Linked DNA regions of Mus musculus: region 2 is linked to region 1. Evidence: chromatin loops called from intact Hi-C (ENCODE). Cell type or tissue: gastrocnemius. All regions are shown on one strand. Each heading gives the region's core, and the rest is flanking DNA. Links, peaks and the distances in the headings are about the cores only.

What was found. A loop is a pair of places that touch in the nucleus more often than their neighbours do. Peaks named below come from ENCODE experiments on the same cell type or tissue, not always from the same donor. Only the 100,000 strongest peaks of a DNase experiment are listed, where the experiment ranks them.
Region 2: a loop joins it to region 1, with 2.1 times the contacts of the local background. A loop is called at or near these places in 7 of 42 quality-filtered maps.

What each region holds. Positions count from the first base shown.
Region 1 is chr8:8,644,215-8,652,552 of GRCm38, reverse strand. All of the region lies in intron 1 of Efnb2 (ephrin B2), which reads left to right. Among named protein-coding and RNA genes, the nearest start is that of Efnb2, 13 kb to the left of the region's middle. In gastrocnemius, for the core only: a CTCF peak has its summit at 5,069; DNase peaks (open chromatin) are centred at 2,366, 2,924 and 3,695; H3K4me3 peaks cover 3,373 bases; H3K27ac peaks cover 1,363 bases.
Region 2 is chr8:8,481,376-8,489,713 of GRCm38, reverse strand. Gm31135 (a long non-coding RNA gene) reads left to right here and starts at 4,986. Exons shown (of 4, transcript XR_870125.1): 1 at 4,986-5,096. RefSeq lists an enhancer at 1-1,660. In gastrocnemius, for the core only: no CTCF peak of the experiment used is centred there; DNase peaks (open chromatin) are centred at 909, 2,665 and 4,985; H3K4me3 peaks cover 1,090 bases; H3K27ac peaks cover 1,652 bases.

The sequences.
Region 1 (8,338 bases), core at 254-8,253:
GCACAGCCCAGGTTTACATGCCTGTGTCTTTATAACCTGCTGTCAGAGATCCAGTATCCACCCTCCAGATCTCCTGAGCTCAAGGTACCAAAGTCGGTTGCCTTCAGGGATTGTGAAAGCTGGTTTCTGGACCCACCCCAGAGTTTCTGATTCCTGAGGGCTAGGGTGGAGCTGAGAGATACACACTTTTAATGCAAGCTCCCAGATGCTACCAACTACTGGTGGTGGTGGGAGACCATATGGGAGAATGGCCTTGGGTCAACCTTTTTTGGAAGAGAATCTAGCAGTCTTCCTACTTTCAAAGGCTGTTTAGGACCCAGGAGGTGATCTGGCCTTTACCTTCCTTTTAGAGGTTACAAGGGCAGTGGTAACTTGGTTAATTAATTCAATAAGGCCCTATACTGAGAATAAAGTCAAAGCAGAAAATTCTCTTTACTTGATTTTTTTTTTTGGTGGGGGGGATTGGTTTTTTGAGATTTCTCTGAGTAGCCCTGGCTCTCCTGGAACTCACTCTGTAGACTAGGATGTCCTTGAACTCAGAGATCTGCCTTCCTCTGTCTCCCTGGTACTGGGATTAAAGTCATCTACCACTATCACCTGGCTCAATCTTTGAGATTTGAAAGCCAAATAGAAACAGAAACATTCCATGCTAGGATACCATGGTGTTGTATGTAGAGAGAGGGCCTGGGGGTCCGGGGAAAGGTGGCCAGTCCTGGCTAGGGAAGCAGTCCATGTAAGAAGAAACTTGAGTTTTTAATGAGAGCAGTATCTCTAAGCAGTCACGGCAGATTGCTGAAAAACAGTAGTGCGCAAGCCAGTTTCAGCCTAGAGTAGTGTCTGTAATGTGTTTTGTGTCTCTGAATATCCATAGCACAGAGTCAAATCCCATGAGTGGGAAAAACAGATCCTGTGAGACAGCAGCTCATTGATTTCAACAGCGTTTGTGATGTGGGGATTATCAATACCCATTGTTTTAAAAGTGAGTGTCATCATGGGCAAGTCAGGCAATTGATTTCACCAGGACGGTGGCTGACCAAGAGCTAGGGCTTTGGAGGTCACCTGTGTGAGCCAATCCTTGCTTAGCCATTTATTGGCTGTGCAGTTTAGAACAATATGCTCTGTGTTGCTCATTCGTCCACCTTTAAATTAGAGACAATCACATAGTAGTGGTGAGAGAGAGTAATAAAACAGTGGTCAGGATTAAATGTGTAAAGGGCCTGGCTCTGAGCTTGGCACATGAAACCAGTCAACATCAGTTACTGTTAGTCAAATTTACTGATGTCTACTGAGTACCATTGACATGCAAGGAAAAAAAAATAAAATCACTGTTAATGAAGCCTAACATTAGTATTTTAAGCTCTCTAATGATGTCTAGTTTTGTCTCTCGTCTATCACCAGGCTGGACCCTCTTTCTCTGCTCCCCCCCCCCCCCCCCGCCAGTGCTGTCTTAGAACTCAGGTGCATGTACAAACTCTGGATAGTCTTGTTCAACTGTTCAGCTTCTTTGTACAAAACCATTTTGTATATTCTGATAAAAGATGTCTGTCCTTGAGGGAATACATGAATCCAAGCTGAATTCAGGGATGGGCAGAGTGGCTTCTCCCTCCCTGCATTTAGAACCCTTGTTTCCTATTGATCTGCATTTTATATAACAGCACTCATTAAACTTCCTTGCAGTCACCAAAAGGAAATAATCTCATATTCTCCTCTTACGACTAGTTGGGGAAACTGGGACCGAACTGGTTAACCGAGTTTCCCTGGGTCGTTAGGAAGCTAAGATGCAGATCTGGCTGAAGTGCTCAGGTGTCTGGCTGTTCAGTTCTCTTACGATGACATACGAAGCTGGCTACGGGAAAGTTAAGGGTGTATTTGCTCAAAGTAATGCACACACGGTAGAGAAAAGACAAGTGTTGAATGTGGTCTTCCCGTGTCCGTCTGAACACCAAGTAATTCTCCTTTATCCTGGCTGTACAGTTCCAAAGAGACCCTGTGAAGCACACTTCTAACAAGGTCAGCCTGCCGGAAGCACAGTCATTGTCAGCCCAACTAAGAATGACTAGGCAGTTTTTATGGCACATCATATTAATGCATTTATTGTGTAGGAGTCCTTTGACTATCAACATTTTCCTTTTAAGAACTTAACTGATTGGTCAGTTCCCCCTTGGGAGAAAGTCTGGCTTCCAGAGTCATCTCCAGTTTGCTGCTGAATGTGTGTCAAACTAAGGAGATAGTATGACATCTTTTTTAGAGTCTAGTCACAATTAAATGCCATTTTATTTTGGATTTTGGGAACGGTGCCAGCTTCCAGCTTGTCAGAGCTGAGAAGACTCAAATCAAGTCCAGGCCTATTTCTACAGCAAACGGGGAGGCTGGCTTTCTGCCTGTGGATTCATTCAGTTCAGCCCATCTGGCTTTTGATGTTCTGCAAGTTTGGAGCAGTTTGTTTAAGGAAGCCAGGCGGTGAATATTGGTGGGCCTGGGGTTCTCTGGACTCCGCGGTGGCGCCTCTGGATTTGCATTTTCTCCACTGGATCTGCCTAAGACCAGAACAAACTGCCCGCCTGACAAAGCAACCCCGCATCTTCACTTCTAAGGCTCTGAAGCTCCACCGCATGGCATCATCTCAGCTCCTCCTGGCTCATTTCTCTCTCAGCTTCTCCCTGCCCAGTTCTCTTGCTCAATGGGAGCCTGCTGGAGTGACTCTGGGGTGTCCTGTGTCTGGGCCAGGGAAGAGAGTTACCCAAAAGCCCCATTTGTTCATGTTTCCACCATGTGACACGGTGAAGGGTAATCTGTATCAGTAACCAATTCTACTCCTCATTTCTGTTGCGTACTGGGTTTCTCTTCCTCTCTCTTCTTCCCCTTCTCCACTGGATGTGACAGGAGGAAGACAACTCCAGCCACTCCCAAGGGAACCTGTGCCTGACCCCTGTGCTGGAGCCTGGGAAGGAGGATGTGCTGGGAAGCTGCCATTTAGGGGCTTGTAAAGTCATCGCACACAACCTTGTAAACTGTGTTGTTGCTATGATTATTAGGCTTGCCTGTCAAGGAGATTCCCTCTCAGACCCACAAGGCTGAGTGCCATGGTCCCTTCCGTCTTTCGTGCACCTACTCCTTGTGTTGCAGAAGGCACTGTCTGAGTGCCTCTCTGTAGGGGAAGAGATGAGGGGTAGGACACGGTAGGGAAGGGTTTCTGCTTGCTGGACACCTCACAGAAGGGACGGCCTTCCTTAGATCAGAGTGAATTGATTTCTACAAAGGCAGAACGCTTCTAAATGAAGAAAGAAATGTATGCTGGTGGGGATGAGGGGTAGAGAGGTGAAGGGACAGTGTGCACAGCCAGCACTACTCCTGGATACCTGGTCTTGGAGTGGCAAACCACTCACTCCTTGTTAAATTTACACGTAGCTTTCATCCCTGTGACTTCACCACTGAGGTAAACGAGCAAATGGCTCTGAAACAACAGAGAACCAGCTGAAGGTGCCCTTTGGACCTTTCCTCTGTGAGAGCCATCTTTCCCTCTAGGGCCTGGCCTATAAATAACATGGGGTCCACCTTCCTTTATAGACTCTTGCTAAAAGCACGGCTGGAAACATGACCGTGCAGGTGCTAACAAATTACGGTTGGGAAAGAAGGCTGCAATGCCTCCTGTCACTGAGGTTATGAAATCCCAGTTTCAATCATGGAGCCGACCCGGTTGGTTTGCCAGCTGGCTAGTCTGGCACGTACCATTACCCCTCTTGCTTCTTCAGTGCACAGCCCCGATCCTCCAGCTCATGCTTTGGTCCTCAAGTCTTGCTGTAGCTGGCCACAGAAGTTTTGTGAAATTTTTTCTTTTCCTAATTGAAGGGAAGTGGTGTAGAATAGGCAGAGAATACTCTTAGGTCAATTACATAAATGAAGACCTGGGTTTGGGTTTGTTGTTAATTCCATAGCAGATTTAAATAGTAGTTTTGGTTAACTTGTAAAAGGGAAAACAAACAAACAAACAAACAAAAACAAAAAGACAAAACAGCTGTGGTATCTACATCACACAGCTGAAGTCTGACTCGGAAATGATGACCAGAAAATACATTTTCAACCTCAGTCTGTTACAGGTGTGCCCTTCTGCGGAATGAAAGTGTTTAGACAGTAAAAAACATTGCACAGATAGAATTGAAGCAAATACCTGTACTGTTTTCCTGGGAGAGGAAAAGAAACTGTTTAAACGGTGAGAATATCATCTTTGAGCGTTTCAAGATAAAATTTACTTTAGCTACCAGTATTTTGTTTAGCATCATATCACAAATAGGAGATTAATATAAAAAGGAGTCAGTTTTCATGCAGTTGTTACAGAGGTGTAAGCTGTGGCATTTAATGTCATTGTGACTCATTGGTGTAAGTTAGGAGGGAAGTATCCCCCGTGGTATGATTGTGGGATGCAGTGTGAGGTCATCGGGCCAGCAGGAAAGTCCTCTCCTAGTGCTTGATAACTAGCTTGGTCCCTTCCTCCAGTGCTCTGTCAGCTCCCACCTGCTGGAGCTGCTGAACTGGTTCTGGGGCTGTGCGCTTGCTCTCTCGCGGTGCTTGGATTTCTTCTCTTCTCATCTTTCGGCTCTTGAAAAGGTTTGGCTTGTGGTTGGTGTGAAGGTTGAAATGCACACCCCACCCCTCGCTGTCTCCCATTTGGAACACTCTAATGGTCCCCCAATTGTACAACCTGCTTTCAGGCCCCTGTTCTTATCCTTGAATAAATCGAGCTCAAGTTGCACAGGGCATTTGTTTTAGAAAACCGAAAGAAAGGGGGCACCTGTGAAAACAGGCCACTATTCCAACACACATGCACCTTCGAATTAAAGCAGAAAATGTCAGTTAAAGCCTCCAATTACTTCCTACTTCTTGAAGGTTTGGAGCCACTAAGAACGTAGGGGTGTGCTTGCTGGAAGCTTCAGGGTAATTACTTGTTACTCTGAGCCTGGTATCTGGTAACCTAGTTCTGGGTGAACCTGATACCTTAGAGCTAGCTGTACACCCCACTATTTCTCTGGTTTCAGAATAAGTCTGTGCAGAAACTTGTTCTCATGTTAAAGTGCCAAAGGGGGCAGTAAAGTGCTATTCACTAAAAAGGGGGAAAAATGATTCCCAGGACTTTCTTCTGGAAGCTATTGCAGTGTCTTTCTTGGGCGCTACTGTTTTACTTTTTTCATCTTATAACAAGCCCTTCTGTTGAGGACGTTTCTAGAACAACTGATTAATCCGCAGCAGCACTCTGGCAGTAAATGGAACTAACACACAACCGAATATTCCGCCCGCTTGTATCAAGTTCACACACTGCACGGAACATTCCAGAGAGGAGACTTCACCTGCTGGGGCATGCTGGCCTAACTGCATATGGAAATCACAGGTGCTGCAGAGTTGAGGCAGGAGACTGGCCTGGTCCTGAAAGATCCTAGGGTCTATACTTGGTGGAGGGTGAGCCAGCTTACACACTGCCGTCTCCTCTTTCCTCTAGCCTTTACCACTGAGTTAAAAAGCAACACAAGCATTTTATAAAGAAAAGTATGCTTCCCAGAATGGGACAGATTCCAAGTACCCTTGATATACAATGCTGGCTTAGTGTATTAATGTAACTGGGGTGCTCTTCCTTCTGGGATGACCCAGTGTGTAAAACTGGGTCCTTAAAAATGTCAGCCTGTTCCTGATTTTATCAGTGATGAAAATCTAGTTGTGTTTATCTCTTATTTTTCTGGTTTGGATAAATGTCTGTTCTAAATTTGTGGGCTAGAGGCCTGTTTAACACATAGGCCACAGTGTCACATGGTGCTTTCTAAGGCGTTGCATCAGAAAGTTAAAGTATCTATAAGCCTTAAACATTTAAAATGCTTTCCAAAATCAGAGCCAAGAAAGCTAGTTTCAAAAATATACTTCAGGTTTTTACATTTGCTTATTGTTTGAAGTTTTGGGGTCCCACTGGGCAAGCGCTACAACACTAAGCTATCTTCTCGGCTCTTTCTCTGTTCCTTCTTTCGAGACTTGGTCTCACTGAGTCGCCCTGTACTCACCCTGTAGTGTAGGCAGACCTTAGGACTGTGACCCGTTTGCCCTAGTCCCCCTGAGTAGCTGGGATTACAGACCTGTGTGTCTAGGCTCAGCAAGTTTAGTTTTTGAAGCTGTACATTTAAAAGTAATGTCCAGTTTGTTCACAAAATCACTGTTTGCTGGGAAGACTTTTGAAACCCACAGAAACTTAAAAATCACCATAGTTCCAAAAGTTTACAGGTAACTAACTGTCAGTGATGCAATGTTCTGTGAATGTTGGTCTCTGTGGTCAGTCCAGTGCAGGCCACATGGTTTACAGGTGGGTCTATCTGCAGGTGGAGTAAGTCGTCTGTGTGCCATGGTCATACACAGTCCTGGGTTGCCTTACAGTGGGGTGTCTTCAAAGAATATCTCTTTAGGTGGATCTGATACTACGGCTCGATGTTCAGACTCAGATAATTGTGGCATGAACCTTTCCATATGTGGTCCATGATTGACCAAAATGATGTTGCAAAGTGTGTGGTCACAGTAGATGTCATTTCAAAGGAAAAGAAGGCTAGAATGTTTTAGTAGACGGCACTGTATATTGATTGGCTTATGAATCTGGCTTTGCAATGTCCTGCACATAGGAAAACTTACAGTTTTCTGTGGCTATAACCTGGGTGCATCATCTGCTCCTTGAACTCTGAGGCCAGACTTCAGATGCTTATATCTGGCCTAATGGTGCAGAAATAGGAAACACTTAAATCAATTTGTCTGGCGAATCGTGTTAGGTACTGACTGACATTTTGTCATCAGGAGCTCTTGCTTGGCATTTCTAAGACACACTACTCCATCCTGGAGGAGTTTCACCTGACCTGATTCACCAAATGTGGAGACTGCCCATTTCTATGTATCGTGTGTGGCCACAGACACCATCAGCATTGAGTAGCTTGTTGTAGCTTCTACATTAGCCTTTGTGATTTGCCAATGTGAGGAAACACATGGAGTCATGGGGTGTCCGCACTTAGGTCCCTAATGTAGACACTAAAAGAGGAGTAAGGAAAATTGAGGTTTTCCTGGTGAAAGAGAAAAACTTCAGGTCCTCAGCTCAGTTGCCCTGAAGTATCTCATCTCCTATGGCACAGGGTCAAGGTCAGAGGCAAAGCTGGCAATAGATGTCTCCATCTGAGGCAAGGCTCCTGGTGACATGATTTGTTATGCCGATAGAAGTCACATGCTTCAGCCTTCCATCTCCAACCCCGAGTATGTTTTCACGCATTACTCCAACATTTGAAACCAGTCTGGTTCACACGAAAGCTTGTGCTTTCCCCTCTACTCATTAATTCTGCTGCACGGTCTCTGCCACAAACATTAAGGAATGTCAAGTCGTGGGATGCTAATCAAGAGCTTTTTTTTTTTTTTTTAACAATAAAAAGTATGAAGTTGAGATGTCTAATTTAAATTATTAGAGATCTAATTTAGATCACTAAATATTAATGTTTAATGTAGACCATTAGAGTTACTCAAAGTATTCTGCGTAGGACACTTTGTTAGAGTCTAGTTTGGCAAAGCACTTTTTCGAACTTGAGTTAAATCAATAGGCAACCCATGGGTAAAAATAGATTCTGGCATCATATCATTTTATACCAAGCCTCTGGCTTTGGAAAGCCAACTTCAGAGTTGCGTTTTTTTTTTTTCCCCAGTTCCCTTCTTTCCGTATTGGAGACAAAGTCATGGGATCTATTGTCCGACTGGAAATGATTCACTGGGGAAACTGTAGGAGTGACCTGTTTCTATTCAGTGCTCCCTGTGAGCCCTCAGGGACTCCCCAGGGAAAGTGGATGGGATTGGTGCAGAATGCCTTGGAGTGGTGTGTGGTCTCTGCCGGCTGGCAGCTAGGTGCTGATGCTGTACAAGTGATGTAGGTGACGACTGGTTTTGGTTGCAAGATGATCCTTACCCCGGTTTGCCAAAACAAGTCAGAGTATGACTCCGGCTGTGGAGAAGGTAGAGTTCTGTTGACTAACTTGGTTTTAACGGGTTTTATGGCTGCATGTTTAAGTGTGAAACTAATAGTATCTGCCTGTGTTGTTTGGAGTCCGTTTTAAGTTTACATCTAAAACACAGATTTTAGGTCGTTGACTCATTTCTTCTTCTTGGCAAGGGATACATGCCAGGTGGACACCTCAGAGAGCGCTGCATATCCCAGCCATTGTTCACAGGGCAGGCAGCTGGATGCCTGCAGTTCTCTGTGGGATTCTTGCAGGCCTGAGTGTGTATTGACTTTCCCTCCATTCCCCTTAACTTCATAGCTTATCAATGAAAAGCTTGATTTAGA
Region 2 (8,338 bases), core at 110-8,109, 160 kb after region 1:
AGATGATTCTTCATTCCACTTATTTTAATTGCCAAACAACGCTTAATTCCCCACCCCACACCCCCGACTTAAAAAACAAAATCAAACAAATCCCTTTTTGTGTATAGCCAAGTTTGCCCTTGCAGGAGATGGGTGTTGCAGAAAGACCCCAATCGTCCTGTGCAGAAGGTTCTAGGCCTGGCCCTCTCCCTGTGCAGTTAGTGCGAGGTGTCAGTGTCTGCTCCCCTTTCCAATAGCTCGGAGGATGCTGAGAGGAGACGCCCGTGGTTGTCAGAGAAACACGGCGATATATTATTAGATCTTTCATAATTAGGCTTTGCTGATGTGTGCAAGAGCTTAATCAAAAACGTTATCACCCAGCCTGCTGCTGGAGGTGGGGGTTGGTGATGGTGGTGGGGGAATCTGGAAAGTCAAAGGCTGTTCCTCCCCGTGCTGGTTCTGTAAGATAACAAAGGCAAGACAAAGGCAGATGGCTCCTGCCTGTGGTTCTGAGCAGGCTCATGCTTTGGTTAATCACGTGACGTACGTGACAGTGGGTTCAGAAAACCTGAAGCCCCTCCTCGCTCCCAATTTCTGAGTCACTCCACCGACCAGGTGCTGACTAAGGCTGTGGGCTGTGGGAACCTCATTGAATGTGTCTGCCAAGCGTTTCCAGGTAGAGCTTGGCTCCCCGGGGGAGCTCTAGAAGTCCCTCCCTGGGTCACAGCAGGCCTGCCTGACTGCGAATTTCAAAGAGTGTATCTCAGCCCTTAGATAAACCTGGCTGGTGTCCCCTGGCAGCAAAGCTGGGGGAAGACCTCGGGGACAGCCATCCTGCAGCGCCCAGGGCTGTTTGGACAAACTGTGCTATGTTTTTTCTGCCCGTATCTGGGCATGCAGGTGAATCCTGGTCCCGCTGGTATCTTGGCTGGCCACTCTCTCTCAGGCTCTGCGGGGAGCTGGGGGTGCATCCCTGCAAACGCTCCAGCAAAGCTGTGCAAACAAACCCGGCCGATTAGTTGGACAGGCTCACTGGCTCGGGAGTGTGAGCTGGCCTGGCAGCCCTATGCTCTCAACCCTTTCCAGGCTGGGCTTGTTCCCAGAGCGCTCATCAAGGAACACACTACCTTACCCTCTGGATGCTGGGTGCTTGTGCATCTATGGGCAGGACAGGATACTGATTCTTGCCTTGGACTCTTTACATACAACATATCACACATTCATTCACACACACACACACACACACACACACACACACACACACATGTGCGCGCCACTCACGTTCACTACAGACTATACAGCATTGGGTCAGAAGCCGTGATGGCACGAGGCACATAAATTTTGTGTCTGAGTTATTTAACCCACCTCAGAGTTGCACAAGACCTGTGTCCTTGTCTTACACGCTGCGTCAGATAGAGGCTGGCAATTTCTGTGTTTAAAGGTTCAGTTTAACACCTATAAATAACCTGACGTTCTGAGCTTTTTGGGAGAGGCTGCTCAAACTGACTTGACTTTTTTTTCCCTCTCTTCTGCCTTTGGTTTGAAGTAAGAGTCAACTTGGTATAAAGAAACCTCGGGTCCCCTTTGAGGTGAAATCAGAGTGAATCAGAAAGAGTGATTACGCCCTTCTTTAATCAGAGACTCTGGGGAGGATTTTCTTTTAGGAGAGAAGCGTCAAGCCATGCTCTTTGAAAATTACTTTCATATTTTCTTGAGCAGTTCAGAGCAGGGAGAGTTTTAAGAGTTGTCATTTGCTCTTGGATATCAGGCGGCAGCCTCAGCCTTTTGTCTGAGCCCTTCCTTCTGTGTATCCGAAAGGACTTAGCTGGCCCCGGCTTTGTTGTGCACCACACAAGCTATCAAGTGACTAATGCCCTTGGAATCTCATGGAGACATTTATTCTGCCCCTGTTGCTATGAGCCCTGTGTTCTTTTGTGGAACCTAACAATATAGGTAACATATCTAAAGTATGACCCTGACCAAAGGAACTTAGTTTTAAGTAGCAATTGTAAAATCATTGTGTACACGTCACGGGCCTGTCAGGTCCATTCTCATTTTAGTGTTTCAAGTATGTTTGCGCTAGTGACGTGGGCTGATTAACCTGAAGTGAAGTTAAAGCATCAATAGAAAAGCTCACCCACATTCACACTGCAAGTGTTTATTAAACCAGTCTCAGCTACTTGGGGGAAGCAGTACTCCTTCAGGGAATTAAAAAAAAAAAAAAAAGGATAATCAATCAGGAATTATTCAATGAGCTGACAAAAACAGCATTACAGGTCAAAAGTCCCCCTGTTATTTAAAATAGACGATCCATTTTCAAGTCAAGAGTTTTTCTCTGTATTGCCCTGGCTATCTTGGAACTAACTCACTCTGTAGACCAGGCTAGCCTGGAACTCAGAGATCCACCTGCCTCTCCTCCCAAGTGTTGGGATTAAAGTTTATGTTAATAAATAGCTTTTAAAATTAGCATTTCCTGTCTGCTTCCAAAAATTTGGTTCAAATTCTTCTCCCAGTGCTTGGAATGTTAATTTGGTGACTAGCAGAGAAAGTGGTGTGTGTGTGTGTGTGTGTGTGTGTGTGTGTGTGTGTGTGTGTTTGAGACAAGATCTTACACAGAGTCACAGGCTGGTCTGAAAACCACTACAAAGTAGCCCAGGCTGGCTGGCTTCAAGTTGTGGAAACCCTCCTGTCTCCACCTCCAGAGTTCTGGGATTGCAGCCATGAGCTCTGATGTCTGGCTAGGAAATATGGTTTTGTCAGAATTAAACGTGTGCTCGTTTCTTAACCTGAGACATTTAAAAATTAGTTGGAGCCAGAAACAATTAACGGTCCAGATTTCTCTCACTTATTTTTGGCTTTTATCTTACTTGTTTGTTCCCATTTTAATTAGAAAATAATACAATGACACAATTAATTTTACCTGGCAGGCTCTGTTCCACGGCAACAGGGGCGTATGTGAAAAATGCTGCTGGCTTTTTTCCTCTTCCCCCTAGAATGAGAATTTTTTAAAACCTAAAAGTCTGTTACCATTTAAGCCTCTATAAATGAATTTTTAGACAGTGTTTGAAATTTGGGCCTTGATTTTCACACCTTAGGGAACCATATGGAGGTTAAAATGTGATTCTTTGTTTTGTATTATGCGTTATCCCACATATTTTTTTGACCAGTGTTTCTATTTAGCCATTTTAAATACTTTCCATTTAAGTCACATTTCCTCAGAAACTGGGTCCACGATCACTGATAACATTCTAACGTTGCCACATTTTATTGATTTGTATTTGATGCCAAGGTTGATAAGATGTAGATCACATTTAAAAATTATGTGAAGAAGAAAAACCTACATTAGACTCAAATCTTAATTAATGTGACCATACTCTCTTAGTGAAATGAACACAGTTTTACCACATTTTATTTTTTCCCCCCAAACTGTGTGCTGCTCCTTACCACTTTGGTTTCTTTCCATATCTTCTCTTTGGAGAAACCAGACCAAAAGTTGTTTGAGTACAGACGTGCAAAATCGTCTTCCTTTCATGCTTTGCACATCATGCACTCTGTGCATGCTCCGGTGAGTCGTTTGTGACTGTATTAACTTGATGGTCTATAGGTACAGAGCAGTATAGTAACATTAGAACACACATCACGCTTGCTAACAAGGTAAATTCATGTGCTTGGTATGGGTGATAACTTCCTTGCTGTGGATAATATCTGTTCTCTTGCACCTGATAGAGTCACAAAGTAAGTATTAAATCTGGCCCAAGGAGCTCTGAGGAACGTGGCAGTGATAGGGGACGCAGAAAACTTCTGTCTCAGCATTGTTTCAATGGCCAACCCACGAGACTTGCATGCCTTTGAGTGAAAACCCTACTCTCTAAATTGTAGGCAACAAGGTTGGGGAGACCCCGACTCAAATCCCCAGCAACTGCCAAAATAAGTAACATCTAGGAATGGGCTTTCTCAAGCCAATGATTAAAACTTTCAAAGGGTACAGTCTTTGGATCTGAAGTCTCTGATTAGTTAGTCTTTTAATTACTTCTCTTTTTATTATTTCTTTAAAATGCAGAGTTTAGGTGAAAATGACAACAAAACAAAGCAAACAAGTAAAACAAAATAAAACAGTTCCCATCTCTTGGCAGCCTTTTTGACCAAGTGTAAGTCTTTATGAAGGAATTACAGTTAACCAGTTTTGGGCAGCAGGGCATTTCCCTCAGCCTCATTCCGGGTTGCTCCTCCTGGCCTGCAGGACTCAGGCAGGGTGGGGGTGGGGCTTGGCTTCTATGTCTTACAGCAAAGCAGCTTTGGTGGGAGCAGTTATCATTCATAGTTCTACAGAACTCTCATAATTATCTATTGTTTTCGTCAAAAACCAACATGGTTTTTGTGCACATCCAAACTCTCTTCGCACAAAACTTCACTCCTGCCTTTAAAATACATAGCATGTATAATACTAGTTTTACAAGTAATATCTTAAGTTGGAGTCTGATAAAAATACCTAGTTATCAAGTATTGTATTAAAAACAAAAGGAAAAACTCTAAAACAAACAGCAGGCCGGTGAGATGGCTTAGCAGGTAAAGGCAGTTGTTGTGGAAGTCTGGCCATTTCAGTTTGATCCGAGAACTTTCTCCACAAAGCTGTCCCCTGACTTCCACATATGAACTGTGTGGCACTGCTAGTACAGTACACACACACACACACACACAGACACACACACACACACACAGACACACACACACACACAGACACACACACACACACACAGACACACACACATACACAAATACACAAATAAAAGTAAAAAAGTCGTTGCTGTATCCTGCCTTTTATCTGTTCACAGAGTTCCTTGAAAGCAAGCTACAAGCCAGTTTCACTGCCTTTGTGTAGTATGAATAAGGCTTAGTTAGAGGACAGGGTCAAAGTCACTGTTTTACCAGACAGTAATGGCATGCTAATGATGCTGGAGCAGCTTGGAGCTCCGAGTGACAAAGCCTTTTGCACTCTGTGGTGATGCTCTCTCCGAGAATTCAATTAAAACGGAGGCTCTGAGCTGCTGGCGGCGGCTGTTGCTCCACCGGGGAGTTTCAGTTAACACACTCTTCTTGCAGCCATCGGAAAGTCTTAGGTAAATTGTGCAGACTTTTTTTTTGTTGGGTTTGGCTTATTTAGTTTTTATAAAATCAGAGTTTGTAAATATCATAGCAAAGCCTTTCTCACAGTTTGGGTGGCTAAACAGACTTTACAAGCTGTATCTGAAGGCCGAAGTTCATTGAGATGTACAACCAATCAAATTATTTTCTTTTACTTTAGTATTTTATTTTAAGACAAAGCCCCATGCATGCCAAGCTGTCCTTGACCTTGCTGTGCAACAGAGGATAACTATGTGCTTTTGTGCACGTGTGTGCTGTAGGGGGATGGGAGTGTTTTCTGTGCATGTATGGCTTATGTAAGTGTATAGTGCATATATGTAGTGTGTGTGTATGTATGTATATATATATATATATATATATATATATACATATATACATGCATGTAGTGTTATGTGCTGCTTTGTGTTGCTTGTGATGTGTGTACGTACATGCACATGTGTGCATAAGGGAATACATATGCATTTGTACATCTGTATGTACATGAATATGGCCTCTGTGCCCATGTGTGTATGCACATGGTGTGTGTATGTGTAGATAAACATGCATGTGATTTCTCACTGAACCTAGAGCTTTTGGATTCGGGCAGGTAGACTTTCCAGTCATATGTCTTAGTGCCGACTTAGCATTGGTCTTTAAAATCTGCACTGCTGTGTTCCCCTTTTACGTAGATGATAGAAATCCAAACTTGGGTCCTCCTGCTTGTGTGTGTGGCAAGCACACTGCAGAGACAGCAGCTCCCTGCCTCATCACAAACTTCCCGGCCTTCTGTCTCCACAGTGTCCAGGGCGATAGATTTACACTACTCAATCCATGTGGCATTGAGGTTAAACTCACATATGCGGGACAAAACAAACGCTCTACCAACCCATCTACCAACCCAGCCCACATTTCTTTTGATTGCTTGGTAAATTTTTAGTTTATTTCACTATGTTAATGAAGGCTGGAGAGATGGCTCAGCTGTTAAGAGCATACACTCCAGTTTGGCACTGGGCACATCTGGGTTCCACGGGCATCTGCACTCACAGGCAAATAAATATACATTTCCATAATTGTTTTAAGTTCACTTCCAGAGCAAGTGATCCCTCATCCCGTGGCCTCTAAGATGTTGGTTAATGCTCTGCTGGCTCCACAGAGAAACTTCCAATTTCCTGAAGAAGAAAAAAAAATCTTCAGGGTTCAGCTTTCTTCAAAAAGGATAATTCCAGATTCCAGGAAAGAGCAAGCCATAGTACTGTTTCAAGGCAGGAGTTGAAACTTTGGTCCATGGACTGCGTTTGAAATCGAAAGGAATGTTGGGGTCATCGCCAGCTTCCTCGGCTTGGGGAAACTGCTGTTTTGCTAACTAGGCCGTAGTTAGGTCTGAGTCAGTTACTCCGCAAGGTCAGTTCTTCCTTCAAATCAGGTGGGTGTTCCTGCCTCTGAAAACAGTTACTCTGTAGGGAAGGAAGGGTCTTGTGGGTCTTGTGTCTTGTGCTGGGGTTCTGCAGATCCCTCGCTCCCCCAATCATCGCTGAGGGAAAGTCCTGCGCAGCCTTTCACAACTTCCTACTCACAACTTGAATCCTTAAACAAAAGAAAGACAAAAAAAATAGCATCTCAAAGCTTCGACACCCTTACAGTATCCTGGTCTCTGTAATCCAGATACTTTACAGGCAAAGCTGAAGTGGCCTTTGTACTGGCTGTACTGGCTCAGGAGACTGGCAGGTCCTGCAAGGTGTGCCCTCTCTGTGCTCCCTCCCCTCCCCTCTCCTTTGTTCTATGATAAACTTTTGTCCTTTTGGGTGCTAACATTAAAGACCTGTTCTTCATTCCAACTAACTCATTTTAAACAGAAATGCCATGTGTCCTATTTTTAACAGACAAAGGATAAAGCAGTGGGCACCAATTAGTTCGGTTCTGGAAGAGGACTATCAGGTCTGCAGACCCCTGGCTAGGTTGTATATGGCCTCAAGCAAGGGAAACCCAGGGCTCATTTAGGATCTGTAAGTCTAAAATGACAATTTGGCATTTAGAAATTGAAGCTGAAAAGAGTCTGGTATCACCTTGATTTCACAAGTCCCAGCCTCCAGCTCACCAGGCAGCCTTGGGATGCCCAAGGCTCCTGGGGGACCAGGGCTAGGCCCAGGGAGTGGGAGGCTGGAGTCCTGGGCTTTAGGAAACCCTTCTTATCTCTGCTTCTGTCAGGGACCCTATCTTGCTTACACAGCCAGGATCTGAGGCCAGGACTTTCAGCTGCTCTGGCTCTATCTTCATTTCTTGTACCTGGATATCGATTGCCTTTAAATTGGGAAAAGAGGCTGCAATCTCATTTGATAAGGGGATTTCGGATGTCAAGCCTCGGAATTTGTGAAGCTGGAGAGATGCAGGCCAGGGGATGCGGCCTTAGGGAATAGATAATGGAAAAGATCTACCTTTAAAGTGAAAGCCATGCTTACCATCAATAGGATAAGTTTAAGCAGGAAAGCTTAGAATCTAAATCAACATAGGACATTGAGGTCCTTATATGGGCAGGTCAGATAAACCTATCTTTAAGGTTCTTTTGAGAGGCAAAAGCCCAACTTAGGAAGTACTTTCACTTTAAAGTGGTTTTTTTCTTTTCTTTTTTAAAAAAATTATTTAATATTCGACAGCCTTAAGAGCTAATGCTGAGTTCAAAAGAGAACCTTAAAAGTTTTACCCATAGTTCACCTGGAAACTTATAAGTGCATTAGTCTAAGTTCAGCTATGGAATCTCTTCAGAGCTCTTGGACAAGATGCCCACATTCTCTGTGCTCTCTATCAAAGGTGTTGGTACCTACCTAATAGGGCCTATGGTTGGCAGAAAGCTATTAATTTATATAAAAGCCTTAGAGCAATGCCTAGGGTATAGCAAGAACTCTAACCCCATAAATCATATTTTTAAAAATCTCTTTCAAGTTCTGGGAGGTGACAGGCATTCTTAGTCCCAGCCTGAGTTTGGATTATTTTGAAAACAAAGCCCGTGGCAGCAAACGGCATTAGAGAACAGAAGAGGGGGTGGGGAGGACGCTGTGGGAGGGAGGGGCCGTTCATGGATGACTGTGGGACTGTCCACTTGAACATGTAGTGCTTCGCAGAGGCTTCTGGAGGGGGCTACGTTAAGGTGTCCACTCCGCTCATCCCTGGCGTCCAGCCTTTGGTCAGGAAAGAGGAAAGAGAAGGGAATTGCACGTGTAAAATCCCTATGTTTCACACTGAG